2 separate regions of the Homo sapiens genome follow, and region 2 is linked to region 1. A link is a loop called in an ENCODE intact Hi-C map of the cell type or tissue named here. Cell type or tissue: IMR-90. All regions are shown on one strand.

Region 1 (8,000 bases):
TTCAACTACAGACCTCTTGTTAACTCTGATTCCCATGTCTACAACCTAAGAATGATACATTATGTTTAGTGAATAGTGATTCGGTATCACACTGACAGTACGGTGCAGTAACCCAAAGACCTGTTAATTGATGGTCTAAACTCCAGCCTCATATTTGACTTATACGGGAGGTCTTAATGTTTCCGGCTTATTGCCATATTCCATATGTAATTTCCTCCATTCCTTTCAAGGGGAAAGCCACTGAGTGTTACCCAGCTGCCACTGCTGACCGGTTGCCCACTTCACTGAGGGCCTTTGAAGACAGCGGTTGGCGGGGACAGTGTTGAAGTCCTCTTCCCTTTACAGAACCGTGGCTCTTGAATGTCCTTCTAGAGTAGCTCTTGGCATTGCTACCTATGGTCATTTGCTGCTGCCTTGAGGTCCGGAGCCAAAAGTGGTTGTTCCCAAAAGTGTTGCATAAACGTGAATCGTGACATGGTACTGAAAGCTGAGCAGAGCAGCTGGCCATGCCGCCGCATTCACAGCACCACACAAGCCTGAAGGTCTGCATGCTTTATGCTTGCAAGATGGCCAGCACCTTCACTAGGCAAAGAGTAGTAGGTCCCTACTAGGTGGCAGGCCCTGGGCAAAGGGACAAAGATAAATAAACAACAGCCCTCACCTAGTCTGTTTCTTTTTTTTTTTTGACAGAGTCTCACTCTGTCACCCAGGCTGGAGTGCAGTGGTGCAGTCTTGGCTCACTGCAACCTCCGCCTCCCGGGTTCAAGCAATTCTCCTGCCTCAGCCTCCTGTGTAGCTAGGATTATAGGTGTGCGCCACCATGCCTGGCTAATTTTTGTATTTTTAGTAGAGACAGGGTTTCACCATATTGGCCAGGCTAGTCTTGAGCTCCTGGCCTCAAGTGATCCACCCACCTTGGCCTCCCAAACTACTAGGATTACAGGTGTGAGCCACCATGCCTGGCCTCAACAACAGAGCCCTCACCTAGTCTTGAAGACCTTTAGGAAAATCAGCTTCAGCAAAGCCCTGAAGGTGAGCAGGACTTGGCCTGTGCCACCAGCCCCTGGCCCCACCTACGCATGCACTGTGGTGCTACTGTTTACCTAAATCAGAAAGCCCTTATCGTGTCAGCAAGTGTCTTTTCCAGAGCTGAGCTCCAGGCTCCCTGCTGATGTGCTCAGCCAGACCAGCCCCTCATCTGCCTCTGACCCTGTGCAGCTCCTGGCGGCCTTCAAGAAAGCCCATCTGCTGGCATCTCAGGCATCTTCTCATGCTTGGCGGCAGCAGGCCCTGGCTCTGACACAAAATCCACAATGAGGGCCCCAAGCTAACCAGACCGCTCTTCAAATTCTGAAATGGATCCTAATCAGCTTTCCCAAAGCTGAGATGTTAGCAGACACTGGGAGCCATAATTTAAACTTTATGTGCGAGGATTACAGTAGCCAGCCAAACCACCATGCAGGAAGAAAACTTTGAAATATGAAATGCTTTTAAAGGAAGAAAAGTCCAAATGAGTCCCCTCTCCTTTCCTGCAGCTCCTGACTGGGTTGGAAGATGCCTGGGCCTGGCATCTCTTCAAGACAATCATAAAGGCCTGTTTAGGAGGAGAAAGTTAAATTGCTCAGAGGTGCAGGAGGGATAACAACTTTGTGTGTGACTGGCACCTTTAAGAAATACCTTCAGCTTATATAAGCCAGCCTGGTTTCTGTGGAAAGAATGAAGATGATGGGGTGTTTCTCCTTTTGAAGAAAGACACCCCCCTTCCCTTATTTAGGGCTCCAAGCTCTTCCCTCCCTGTCTTTCTCTCTGCTTCCCTCTCACCCTCCTCCCCTCCCCAGCTCTGTCCTTGTTTGTTTGCAGTTTGCCAAAACATACAGGCCACCACTCAGTGAAGGAGAGAGACCATATCCTCCCTCACTGCTGTCAACCAAGGACCCTCTCTCTCCCATTTGACCCTTTTGCAAACCGAGATGGTTTGGAGCAAAGGGAAGTGAGACTGCTTGGCCAGCCCTATGGCCATGTCTTCCCAGGAGGCCCAGGACCTACTTGCTCAAGTGGCAAAGAGACAGGCTGCAGAATGTGTTTGCCAGCCCTCTGAAAAGGGCTGCCTCAAACCCTCTATCAGCTGGGGCTGTTCCAAGAGCCTGCTGCTTTAGGACTGGCTTTGGGCTCATGGTTTTTATTTGAGAGCATTACTTCTGACCTAAGGCAGAAACACTTAGAAAACAAATCTGTGAAATGGCTCAGAGAATGTGTAAGGTTTGGCAACCCCTCCAGAGGTCACTGGGTTATCACCTTCCCTTCAAACTGGGCTGGGAGGGCATCCTTGCTTCTCCTCCAAAGAAAAAAAATGAACAGACACATGCCCATGTGCTTGCACACACACCCTTCACACTGCCTCAATTAGAACCATGTGCCAATGACATTCAGTGGGGGCTTGTTTATGCTTGGGAGTAAATATTGGGCTGATGTTGCACTGTCGACATCTCGAGACAGAGACATGCTATGTAAATAGTCAAGTAACTGAAGAGAACTATAAACATGAAGTCTTGAGTTAGTCCAAAAAAGGAATTTGTCCCAGGTCCTCAGAATCACTGTCTAGGAAGCAACCCAAAGGCCGCGGAGTGGGTAGGATCCCCCAAGAGACCAGATGTCATGGTGTTGTCCAGCTGGTCCCTCTCACCCTGCAGGGGGCTGGGGAGGAAGAGGCTGCTGCTGCAGGGTGGATACCCCAGAACTCAGTCAGGCCTCATGCCTCACGCAGCACCCATCTAAGTAAGGCTGTTTGGGGCAATCTGTTGTTTCCCTAGGAGTTTTCTGGTTGCTTTTGGATACATGGTTATATGAGAAAATTGTGTATGTCTGTTACGAGGGTTCAGGGAGCTGCTCTTTGGAGCTGCAGGACCAGCAGACACAAAAACCAGAAAGCACACTGTTCCTTCGGCTTCCAGCCAAGCAAAGCTTGGCTTGAGTCACCTCCTCTAGGGTTTCTATGTTTCTTCTGCTACAGATAGAACAGTTAACAGAGCCGCTTGCCCCTCAAATGGTGAAGCAAGCACTGGAAGGTTCCAGAAAAAATGCAGAAAAACATTGACTCCATTGGCTTGGAAGTGAGTGTGGGGCTGCTGGGCATCCAGCTTAGCCCATCATTAATCATTTCCCAGCACCTTCAGGGTGGGCTCAGCTGGCAACAAAAACAGAGATTTGCCCAGTGTTTCTCAAAGCTCTCCCCAAGGCACCCATGCGTGCTCACATGAGCGGGTGTGTATGTCTGAAGGAGGCCTACTTAACCTTGGGATGTGCTAATTTCCCAAGTGTAGGGGGACTTTGGGTCCTGGCAGTAATGGAATAGGTAGGACTGGCTATGAAGTACTATAGCAGGCTGAAGGGGCTCGTGGGTTTCCTGGCATGTGTATGAAGAGTTACAGATTTAGACCATGTATCTCTTAAGCAAAGGAACTACAGGTGCTCCTTGACTTATCATATTTTAAGTCAGAAATGCATTTAATACCCCAATAAACCCATCATAAAGTCAAAAAACTGTTAAGTCGAGGTATGGTAACTTGGGGATTATTTGTACTTGTTAGATCATCAAATTCAGAGTCACTATCTTTAGTTTAGTGTTTATCTTTAGTCTTTAGTTTTTATATTTTATCTTTAGCCATTATCTTTAGTTGAAGTCATTATCTTTACTTAAGGGGATGACAAAAACCTTGCTAAATTTAGTTTTTCACTTCCTCATTCCTGATTGACATTCTATTAGAAAATGTTAGCTAGGAAGACCTGTTCTTTATTTATTGACTTGCATTTATTGAGAACTGTTGGGAATAATATTGTGCCTCTAGGGCATTTAGAAGATAACATGCTTTTTTCTGGTTCTTGCAAATTACTTTCGGTGACTTGTTCTCATGGGTTGCTTATTTTGAGTTTTTATTTTTAGAGAACTGATATTTTTTCTGTTCTTGATGAGGTAATCAGGCAGTCTCTATGTTACATGAGTTAAGAGTCCTAGACTTACTTAGCAAGTCCTCAATTCTGACACTTATTATAAGACATCTGATCCAGAGCTGCATGTTCAACTCCATCAAGCCTTGCCTACTTTCCTCATCGGTAAAATTGACCTTAAAATCCCACAGTTCAAAAGACTATAAAAGTTAAATAAGTGAACATAACTGCATGTGTTTTGTGAATTCAAAGACCTCATAATCTTTTAAAATATTATTAAATTCTGTTTTATTTGTTTCTTTCAAAAATTAACAGATTTTTAAAAATTGAAAATTGAATTTTCAAAAAATTTCTCAAAAATCTTTGAGAAAAATTGAGATGGGACAAAGACTCTGTGCCTTGTTCCCCCTTAGTGTGAGTCCTGAGTACCCAGCTGTGTGGCCCACAGTCTAGAGCCTTGAATTCACTTTGGGGAAAACAGAAAAAGCTGTCATGATGTTTCAGGGCTGGAAGAGGTCTGAGAATCCCATTGATCTCTTAGGCAGAGACGAAGACACTATGGCTCGAAGCCAGAAAATAACCTTCCCAGGCTGGGCGCGGTGGCTCACACCTGTAATCCCAGCACTTTGGGAGGCCAAGGCAGGCGGATCATCTGAGGTCAGGAGTTCAAGATCAGCCTGGCCAACATGGTGAAACCCCATCTCTACCAAAATATAAAAATTAGCCAGGCCTGGTGGTGCAGACCTGTAATTCCAGCTACTTGGGAGGCTGAGGCAGGAGAATCGCTTGAACCCGAGAGGTGGAGGTTGCAGTGAGCCAAGATCGTGCCACTGCACTCCAGCCTGGCAACAGAGCGAGACTCCATCCCCCACCCCCCCAAAAAAGAAACAATATTAGTTTGACAGAGCCACCACTAGACTATAGGGTACCTTTGTGCAAACTATAATAGTAAATAGCACCGCTTCCTAAAGACTCTTTACTTCCATCTGTCAGAAAAAATTCAGAAAACTCTGATTTTATGAGAACAAGACACTCTACTGCCATCTGTTGGAAAACAGTTATAATAAACTTATACACATACATGATATCTGTGATGTGAGTGGTATCCCCCAGCCCCTTAAATGCAGTGTAGCACCTGCACTACTGTACCTACAACTCCCTAGCCATGAGAGTGCATTATGTTTTAAGAAATGGTCTTCAGACTCTAAAAAAAGGAAGACATACATCAGTGGTAGCTCTGATCTCCCATCCAAGAGATTACGCATAGGCTGTGTTAGGAACAGGACTGGAGACCCTGCAGTGTTAGAGTGGGGCATAGAGCTTGCAAGGCTGTTTCAGCCAGGGGTGGGTGGGGGTGATTTTCAGGCCTAATGCTGACACCACTCCACTGAGAGAAAGAAGCTTGCTTCCGGGTGCCTGCAAGAGATGACAGTGCCTTCACCTTGTTGTTAGCAAGAATTGCATACATAAAAACTTGAGCACATGAAAGCCACATGTAAGAGTGAGTTCAGGTGCTCTAAATCCTTTCCAGATTGTTAACACACTGTCTATGTCAAATCCTTACACTAGCATAGTGATGAGAAAGTGAGCCAGCTTTTGCTCTTAGAGATGAACAAGAGAAGTCTGGTTCAGGCCGGGCGCGGTGGCTCACGCCTGTAATCCCAGCGCTTTGGGAAGCCAAGGCAGGCGGATCACTTGATGTCAGGAGTTTGAGACCAGCCTGGCCAACAAGATGAAACCCCGTCTCTACTAAAAATATGAAAATTAGCTGGGCAGGGTGGTACACGCCTGCAGTCCCAGCTACTCGAGAGGCTGAGGCAGGAGAATCACTTGAACCTGGGAGGCAGAGGTTGCAGTGAGCCGAGATGGCGCCATTGCACTCCAGCCTGGGTGACAGAGTGAGACTCTGTCTCAAAAAAAAAAAAAAAAGTGAAAAGTCCAGTTCAGCAAGGCACACTAACTGATGCTGTTTAAATCTAGAGCCCTATCAGCTGTCTGTCTGATTCATTAAGTCAGCAAAAAAAATATTGAGTCTGTACCAGTTAACTTATGCTACTTGACAAACCACCCCAGTATTCAGCGGCTTAAAAGCAATATCCATCTATGCAGGTCACAGTTCTGTGGGTTGGCTATTTGGACTGAGCTCAGTGGGGCAGTTTGAGCTCAGCGAGACTTACATGTGCCTCTGCGGGCAGCTGGGAGTTGGCTAGTCTGGGAGGGCTTCAAAAAAAACTGGTCTCTTAGCAGGTTAGACATAGGCATTTGTGTGGAAGCAGGGCAGGGTTCTGAGAAAGTAATTGGAAGTGTGCACAGCCCCTTGGGGACTGTGTAACAGACACAACATCTCCTCCCTCTCATCCAATTGTCAAAGCTAGTCTCAGTGGAGAATCAAGGCTGGGAAAATAGACTCCACCTCACGATGGGAAGAGCTGGAGAGTCACATGGTAAAGGGTGTGGAGGGTATGTGGGCATCTTTGCAATTTATCGCTGGTACCAAGGACAGGTGAGATGCTGAGTACTGGGGATTGAAAGCACAAAGCCTGCCTTCAAAGAGTCCTAAGACAAATGCAGGAGATAATAAGGGGGCAGACTGTTAAGTTTCTGCTTGATAGTGCCATGGTAGGGAAATGTGACTTCTCTGGAATTACAACTGAGTGACCTGGGATTATTGACACATTACAACATCAGCAGCCAAAGGTATGTGCTAGAGAATCCTATTTCCCTGTTACATCCTTCCACAGTTTCATGATTACATTCTCCTTCATGGCATGTGACCAGCCACATCTGGCCATGTTTTCTTAGCCAACCACATCTTTATCGCAAAAGAATGACATTTCAAGCAGTAGCTTCTTAGATTTCCATTCAGTCTTGGTCCGTTTTTCTGGCCTTCTGTGGGTGTGCTGTGGGGATGATGTCTATGACTTTTTCTTAATTATCCAGAAAATTCTGGCCAAGCACCTTTTCTTGCAGAGGGGAGAAGGTGAAGAGGTTTCAGGAGAGAAAAGTATATGTGTGGGGGCGTCAGAACATGGCATTCTGATGAATGTGGTCTTATGCTGGGAAGAAACCTCCAGGGCTGAAATCACCAGGAACTCAATATCTGTTTACAAAACTGGCCTTGAGGATTGAAGCTCAGAACACAAGACTCTTGCCAGTTGTTCTAAGAAAGCTTCTGCTCTTTCCCAGTCATTCAAACTGCACCACCTTATCGACTTCCCCTCACGGTGAATGCTCAGGATCTCCTTGGCAACGTGGGTGAAGATACCTGCTGGCTCTCTTGACAGTTCTCGTCTTTGGCTTGGCCAATAAACCCCCTTTAGGGAAGTAGAAAGATGGTGGCAACAGACAGCTCCTCAGCTCCACCTGCCTTCCCTTCTTCAGGGGAGCTTATGACCATCAGGGTGGCTGTGATGCTTCCCTGGATGTTTGGCTCACAGTGAAGAAGCATGAGGACAAATACACAGACAACAAAAACATTTGATGTGCCCATGACAGCTGGGTTTGCTTCACGATTTGTGTAGGACACGTCTTATATGTGCATGCACTGTTGGCAGCAGACTGCAGAGAGTCTTAAGGGTTTTCCAGTATGACTTGGGAATTGCAAGCTGATGATACCATGGTACCACAACCTGCAGTGTGGCAAGCCTACCAGCACCAGGTCAAGTGTGTGTCTCTGTTTGATTTCCTCTATTCAAGGGGATTGAAACAATGATTTGAGGGCAAGTCATTTATTTGGAAGGTGATCTCAGGAAAAACTGTTGGAGAGCAGGGAAGGAAGCCAATAAAAGATTTGTCATCAAGCTGGTTACCTCTGCAGGCAAGCTCCATGGGGAAACTGGTAGAACGTACACCTCAGGGTTATCCCACCCAAGGAGAGAGGGAGCTGGGGTATTTGTACACCCGATACAGTCAGCCTTGTTTAAAGGAAGATGCAGAGAGGAATGTCTGACCTCATAAACAGAGCCCACCAATGTTAGTGAGCCAAGGACGAGAGATGCCGAGTCTCTCAGAGCATGGGAGGAAAGGTAAGCTTTGGGCTACAAACGTTGCTTCAC
Region 2 (8,000 bases), 500 kb before region 1:
TTTAGTGGATAAAGAAAACAAAAAATAAGTTTATTGGTTATAAGCGCTTCTGTAATTGTTGATAGTGTTTCTTTCTAGTTGTTACTTAAGAACAGATGGTCATATCTTCTATTAACCAGATTTTAAACTTGGAAAAGTTTGGTGGTTCAGCTTAAGTACATAATGCTGTATTTTAACTCTCCAGGAAATTATATCCTCAGTGTAGCACCAGTGTAGAATGTTAATGCTACCGAAGTTCACACTAGTTCTTGGCTGTTCTCTGTGTGTGTGTGTGTGTGTGTGTGTGTGTGTGTGTGTGTGTGTATCAGGATAGGAGATAGGGGTAGCTAATTATTAATGCAGTGTATTACCAAAAAATTGGAAAATAGAGAAAATCACATCACTGTTGTTTTAGTAAATTTCCATTTAGTGTTTTCTCTAATTTTTTTTAATTATTGTAATAATACGGCACATTCAATTTTGTATGTTCTTCTCCCCCATTTAGCATTATGTTATTGACACTTTTACGTGTTGCTAAAGTTAATATATTTTAATGGCTGTGTCAAAGTGCATGTACATCATTTACTTGGTTATCATTTCCTTATTGTTTATCATCTAGATTATTATATATTTTTGTTATACTATTGTGACAATTTTGAGATATAGCTTATTAGATCTTTGAATTTTATCTTAGGATAAATTCTTAACCATAGACTTTTAGTCTTTTTTGTTAGCTACTTTTAAGTGATTTAAATATATATAGCCATTAAAAAAGTAACCCATGCCACAATGTTAATCCTCCCTCCCATTAAAATGTTTTTTCCTACAATTATGCAACATGAATAAAGTATTTTGCTTAGATTAGGGAAGTTTCTAGAGTATAGTAACTTTTGTAAACCCCGTTTCCCTTTCATGTACCTTGTCTTTGCTGAAGTTACTTGTTTTATATGATTGGTGGCATTTAAAAACTTGGACTAACTCATAACATTCTTTGCTTTTTTATTGTCATGTTGTGTTTGTGCAGGAAATATGTTTTTTATTCATTTGTATAGTATAGGTCTGATACACCAAAAGAAATTCATTAGAACATATTTATTTGATGTTTGAAGGACTCTTTAAAATAGTTTATCTGTTTAAATAATGTGTAAGATTTATGCATTTTTATATAACAAACCAAAATCACATGTGTATTTAACTGCTTTGTTAGTTGCTGATAATTTATGTAACAAAATTTTCTTGGAGTCTTAAGTCTCACAAAACATCTTATTTTTGTGCATCCACACATGCCAATAAGTGAATCATGGTGCCTTTCCCAAGCCTTGTATGAACAGGACTGGGGTAAGGGCTATTTTTTTTCTTATCATGGGTACTTAGAATAAGCTTTACAAAGAAAATTCCATGTTTCTCAGGCAAAAAAAAAAAAGTATGAATGAAAGTAGATTTTAAGTATGCCATGTTAGATAAATAATACGTACGTATTTTGGCACTAAATGAATAACTGCTGGAAAAATTTATTTTAAGTGGCTTTTAAAATGCAATTATTTATGTCTCCAACAATGTCACTATTACTTGAAACCATCAGTAATTTAAAAACACGTTTCTTTGGTGCGGGATTATATTTCTAATTTAATCAATGTACTTAGCTTTAGCTTAATATTTTTCAACATTAGCCTGATGTTTTCAAGGTATTTGATAGATAAATATGTATGTAAAGTGTACATGAAAATTTGGGGCTGGGCGCGGTGGCTCACGCCCGAAATCCCAGCACTTTGGGAGACTGAGGCGGGTGGATTACCTGAGGTCAGGAGTTCAAGACCAGCCTGGCCAACATGGTAAACCCCATCTCTACTAAAAATATAAAAATTAGCCGGGCATGGTGGCGTGTGCCTGTAATCCCAGCTACTCTGGAGGCTGAGGCAGGAGAATCACTTGAACCTGGGAGGCAGAGGTTGCAGTGAGCCGAGATCCTGCCATTGCACTCCAGCCTGGGCGACAAGAACGAAACTCTGTCTCAAAAAAAAAAAACGAACAAAAAGAAAAAGAAAATTCGGATAAATTGGTAAATTTTTTGAAAGTCAAAGCATAGTCAGTTTATAGAATGAATCTTGTTATATATTTTGTAGTATGGCTTAAAATGTAGTTTTCCATTGCAAAAGTGATATTTATTAAATCTCTGTGAAGGCCCTAATTTATAGATAAGCATTGCACTATCTAATTTATGCCACCGGGTGGTAGTATTTTATTTTCATTTATGTAAGCTCTAGACTAGTAGCTTTCAGACTTTTTGATCTCAGGGACCTCTTAACACTCTTAAAACTTATTGGTGATTCCAAAGAGCTTTATTTATGTGGGTTATATGTATTGATATTTACTGTATTAATAATTAAAAGTAAATATATATATATATTTTTTTGAGACAGAGTCTCACTCTGTCGCCCAGGCTGGAGTGCAGTGGTGTGATCTCGGCTCACTGCAACGTCCGCCTCCTGGGTTCAAGCAATTCTCCTGCCTCAGCCTGCCAAGTAGCTGGGACTACAGGCGTGTGCCACTACGCCCAGCTAATTTTTTGTATTTTTAGTAGAGACGGAGTTTCACCGTGTTAGCCAGGATGGTCTCAAACTCTGACCTCGTGATCTGCCCGCCTCGGCCTCCCAAAGGGCTGGGATTTCAGGCGTGAGCCACTGCGCCTGGCTAAAAGTAAAAATTTTAACAATATTTGTTTAATTCATTTTTAAAATAACAATTATAGGCCGGGTGTGGTGGCTCATGCCTGTAATCCCAGTACTTTGGGAGGCCGAGGTGGGTGGATCACTTGAGAGCCAGGGGTTTGAGAATAGCCTGGCCAACATGGTGAAACCCTGTCTCTACTAAAAATACAAAAATTAGCTGGATATGGTGGCGCGTGCTTGTAGTCCCAGCTACTCGGGAAGTTGAGGCAGGAGAATCGCTTGAACCTGGGAGGTGGAGGTTGCAGTGAGCCAAGATCACGCCACTGCACTCCAGCCTGGGCGACAGAGCGAGACTCTGTTTCAAAAATAAAAATAACAATTATAGGCCGGGCGTGATGGCTCATGCCTGTAATGCCAGCACTTTGGGAGGCCGAGGCGGGCGGATTACCTGAGGTCAGGAGTTTGAGACCAGCCTGGCCAACATGGTGAACCCCGTCTCTACTAAAAATACAAAAATTAGCTGGGCATGGTGGCACACGCCTGTAATCCCAGCTATTCTGGAGGCTGAGGCAGGAGAATTGCTTGAGCCTGGGAGGCGGAGGTTGCAGTGAGCCAAGATTGTGCCATTGCACTCCAGCCTGGCTGACAGAGCGAGACTCTTGTCTCAAAACAAACAAACAACAACAACAAAAAACAAACAAAAAAAACCAGTTATAAATCCATTACATGTTAGCATAAATACTTTTTCATTCTACCTATATTTTCCAAAATAAGGTTTAGTGTGAAGAATGGCCTTGTTTTACATTTTTGTTATCTCATTGCTTGGCTTAATAAAATGCAGCTGGATTTTCATGCCTGTTTCTGCATTTAATCCGTTGTGATGTATTATTTTGGTTGAAATATGGGAAGAAAATCTACTCTTACATAGACACGTATTTGGAAAAGGGAGAATCTCACAGATCCTCTGAAAGGGTCTCAAGACCCCAGGATCTTTGGACCACATATTGAGAACTGCTGCTGTAGACTTTGATTTTATTTGCCAAAGAGGCTTGATGATTCAGTGGGAATTCTGATAAAATTCTTTTTGTTGCTTTTTCTGTTAATTTGCATTTCATTCATTTTGTAGTGCATTTCATTCACTCATTTTGTTTGTTTGTTTTTGCTGGGATAAAGACAGGCATTGGCTTACTTACTCATTCTTCATGTCATTAACCAGCTTGTTAGGATCATCAGTTAATCTAGAGGTTAACAGCCTTTTCACACTTCTGCATTTTTGTTTATTTCCTACACTGGGAGTAGAAGTGGGTCTTGTTAACCATATAGTGAAGTGTTCTCTGGGGCAGTGTAACAAAATAGTAATGCTGCATGAAACCTCAGAATTCTGGCATTTCTTATTATAATTGATTAGGATACTCAGGATGAGGAGTATCCTAAGAAGTGCTGGAGTAGCAAAAACAATGCCACATTCTTCCTAGCTGTATCTAAGGATTAGTTATTTTATTCCCTTTTCTTACTACTTCAGCTATCTTTTTGTGAAATATTTTCTTTGTCACTTAATACCTAGCATATGCTTGGCAGTTGGTAAACAGCTGCTAAGTATGTATTTGATGACTGAATGGTTGGATTATTGAGCTACAGATTGTCAACCTTTCTCATTTAACCCTTATAGAGAGCATTTGTCCATTTTTATAATTCCCATGGATGTGAGTGAACCTCATCTGAACTGGAAAGTGAGGAGCTAGCAATAAAGGGTCTGCCCTGCATTTTACTTAACTGACAGAGGATCATACTTACAGTTCATTAAAGATTGACCTAAAAGTATTTTTAAAGTGTGTGTGTGTGTGTGTTTTTTTTTTTAAATAAAAATTGCCTGAGATACATTGAATTTTGCTTTGGAAGAACACAGTGTGTTCTTGCAACATTCTGCGGCAGTTCGTGCTTAGCCTTCCTATTGATGTGTGCCGTGACTGTGGTTTTCCCATGCACTCTTGCATGTTGGCAGAAGACTTGTCAGCTGTGACTGATGCACGCTTTATTTCTCCCCACTCACTTATCTTTTGTTGGGAATTTGAAAGATAAATTGTCTAGACATTTTGAACATACTTTTTTAGTACTTACATTAAAATCCTAGTTTCACTTTGGAAAGGGTAGGGAATTCACTTTTAGAATATTAGTAGGCTGTGGGCACCATTTCTAGGGGTTACAAGGTCAGGTGAGATGTTTCTGGGTAGTAAGTAAACTCTCAGTATATCCTCTTTAAACATAGTGATGAGACTCAGTGTTGGAGGCAGATTTCCTGTGAGGAAGTGGCTTCATTTGTGATACAGTGTAGAATCCATAATGGGTTTGAAATACGTTTTCTGTGTTTGGATATTATAAATATATAAAATATAAATGCCTTTCCCCACCACTGTTTTTGGCCAGTTAACATTTCCTTAAAGCACGATGGGGAGGCAGAAAGCAGTGAGTTTTGTGTCAGAAAGAAGTATAACATACTGCATTTTGTTGAGAGTTAAAAGCCATTAGTAATTGATTGGCTCAGAAATTCTGCTTTAGTAAGAAACATTATTGCCCAATGGAGCTCGATCCATTTCAGCATTCTTAGTTTTTAAAAATATGGCAAGGTATGGATCGTTGCTTAAAGCCAATTTTAAAGTTCTATCATCAGGCTTATATATTCAAGTTGATTTAACATCTGAAGGAAAATTTGGATGCTTCAGTTACCATATGTCAATGAAAGATTTCAATGGTTTCTTTCTAGGTGTGAAATTATTTGGTTCCCTGACATGGTACTGGAAAGTGGGAGAGAGGGTTAAATTTAGATGAAAAGAACTGTGAAACCAAATCCATCCTACTTTCATTGTTGTATGATGGATAATAAATTGACTTGGACAAACTTTTAGTGGATTAAACACTAAAATTCGACTGTATATAGAAGAATATCCTGAAATTTACTGACTAGATTAGAAAACTTAATTAGCAGAAAATTATATCTAAACAGGAACTTGTGGCATGGATTTTTTGTTGTTTGAAAAGGTGAGAACATTACATTTATTTTTTTATACTGTGCTGGATTCTGGAATTTAAAAAATGAAAACAGAAAATTCACTAGTATTGACTACATAGTTTTGTTTTATTTTACTTAATTGACAAAAGGTTTTCATTTAAACTCTTATTTTGCTGAAAGGGTATCAAAACTGTCTTCAGTTTCTCCAGAGCCTGATTGAAGATATTTCTGTGAATTACTCAGAAATGCTGAGATGCAATTTTATATGCTGGATAATAATGAAAAGGGGCTGATGACACCTAAGCATTAAAAGACATTGTCATAACCTTTTTTCATTCCTCCAGCGTTTAAACCTTCAACACAAACTAATTAGGCAGTAAGCACTTTGTTTCAGAATCTTTCCCATAATTAGTCACTTTACTTGACTGATTTTTTTAAGTGAGGGAACTAATTTCTTGTTAGTAGTAAGCGTTCATTATTTCCGTATTTTCTGTATGCTTAACGTTAGAATTTATAGTAAAAGAATATGTAAAACAAAGATACCATTTTTGTTTCCAACATATTTGTATCTAAGGATTATCATCTTGGGGTTTGCAGGCAAATGCCAGTAAAGTTAGAATAGGAATCTTTTTTTTTTTTTTTTGAGAGACAGGGTCTCACTTGTCACCTAGGCTGGAGTGCAGTGGCACAATCACTGCTCACTGAAGCCTTGACCTCCCAGACTTAAGTGATCCTCCCACCTCAGCTGCTCAGAGTAGCTCAGACTACAGGTACAAGCCACGGCTCCTGGCTAATTTTTAATTTTTTTGTAGAGATGGGATTTCACTGTGTTGCCTAGGCTGGTCTTGAACTCCTAGGCTCAGGCAATCCTCCCACCTTGGCCTCCCGAAGTGCTAGAATTATAGGCATGAGCCCCCCACTGCATCTGGCAATAGGAATCTTTATAAATGATTTCAGCTAATTAATATTCCTTTGAAATTTAGACCTTATTTGAGTATCAGTTTTATACTTTGGACATATAAAATAAATTGGATAGATTTGCTTTTCATATAAAAGATAATCACTTTGGGAGGCCAGCGCGACGGATCACGAGGTCAGGAGTTTGAGACCAGCTTGGCCAATATGGTGAAACCCTGTCTCTACTAAAAATACAGAAATTAGCCCGGTCTGGTGGCGGGCACCTGTAGTCCCAGCTACTCTGGAGGCCGAGGCAGGATAATCGCTTGAACCTGGGAGGCGGAGGTTGCAGGGAGGGGAGATCGCGCCACTGCACTCTAGCTTGGGTGACAGAATGAGACTCCATCTCAAAAGAAAAAAAAAGATATATGGTTGCCAGATAAATTATTTTTTAAACTATTGAGCAAACTAAGTTGCATTTCTCTGTTGTTACCAGAATTCACCCTTCTCTTGGCAATTTGCCTTTAATAAAATGCTTTAGAATAGATGTTTGTCTTCAAGTTTGCAATTCCTGTGCCCAAACCACTGTGTTAAACCAAATTGTTAATGAAAGACCTTTTTTTCTGAGCTGCCATAGGTTGAAGTTCCCACATTTCTTATACCACTGGAAGTGAAAATATTATATATGTCGGTGAACAACTGTCTCCCTGGGACATACGTTTCTTGGTAGGATTACACACCCATCTTGAAAACTGAGTTTTGTTTATAGTCTATCTCAATGGTAGAGGGAAGGCTGGAGACTTCTGTGAGGACTAAAGGAAACAATCTAGGATGACAGTAGCAGTAGGATTTTCCTAGGGTATCATTATGCAAATAATGCATGTGTGTGTGTGCATGCATACATACATATACAACCCACATATATGTACACATATACACAGGCATATACAGATCCTCCTTGACTTATGATGGGGTTAGAATTTGATAAATTCATTGTAAGTTGAAAATACCAATATCAACTTGTGAAGGGCTTATCCAGACATAACTTTATTATTAAGTGGAGGAGTGTACTGAATGAGTATTGCTTTTGCACCATTGTGAAGTTGACAAATCTAAGACCATCATAAGTCAGGGACCATCTGTATACACAAATACACGTAAACACACATGTATTTTTTTTTTTTTTTTGAGACAAAAGTCTTGCTCTGTCGGCCAGGCTGGAGTGCAGTGGCACCATCTTAAGAAGCTTGCTGCAGCCTCTGTCTCCCAGACTCAAGTGATTCTACTGCCTCAGACTTCCAAGTAGCTGGGATTACAGGCATGTGCTACCACACCAGGCTAATTTTTAGTAGAGATGGGGTTTCACCATGTTGGCCAGGCTGGTCTTGAACTCCTGACCTCAGGTAATTCACCTACCTCAGCCTCCAAAAGTGCTGGGATTACAGGTA

Evidence for each region. A loop is a pair of places that touch in the nucleus more often than their neighbours do. Peaks named below come from ENCODE experiments on the same cell type or tissue, not always from the same donor. Only the 100,000 strongest peaks of a DNase experiment are listed, where the experiment ranks them.
Region 2: it touches region 1 in a loop (3-fold over the local background); 3 of 110 quality-filtered maps call a loop at or near these places.

The regions. Positions count from the first base shown.
Region 1 is chr3:37,809,751-37,817,750 of GRCh38, forward strand. All of the region lies in intron 27 of ITGA9 (integrin subunit alpha 9), which reads left to right. All of the region lies in intron 3 of ITGA9-AS1 (ITGA9 antisense RNA 1), which reads right to left. Among named protein-coding and RNA genes, the nearest start is that of ITGA9-AS1, 48 kb to the right of the region's middle. In IMR-90, a CTCF peak has its summit at 4,987 (motif pointing left); a DNase peak (open chromatin) is centred at 2,941; H3K27ac peaks cover 1,427 bases.
Region 2 is chr3:37,306,242-37,314,241 of GRCh38, forward strand. The region is part of intron 10 of GOLGA4 (golgin A4); the gene reads left to right. Among named protein-coding and RNA genes, the nearest start is that of GOLGA4-AS1, 66 kb to the left of the region's middle. In IMR-90, a CTCF peak has its summit at 2,205; a DNase peak (open chromatin) is centred at 4,630.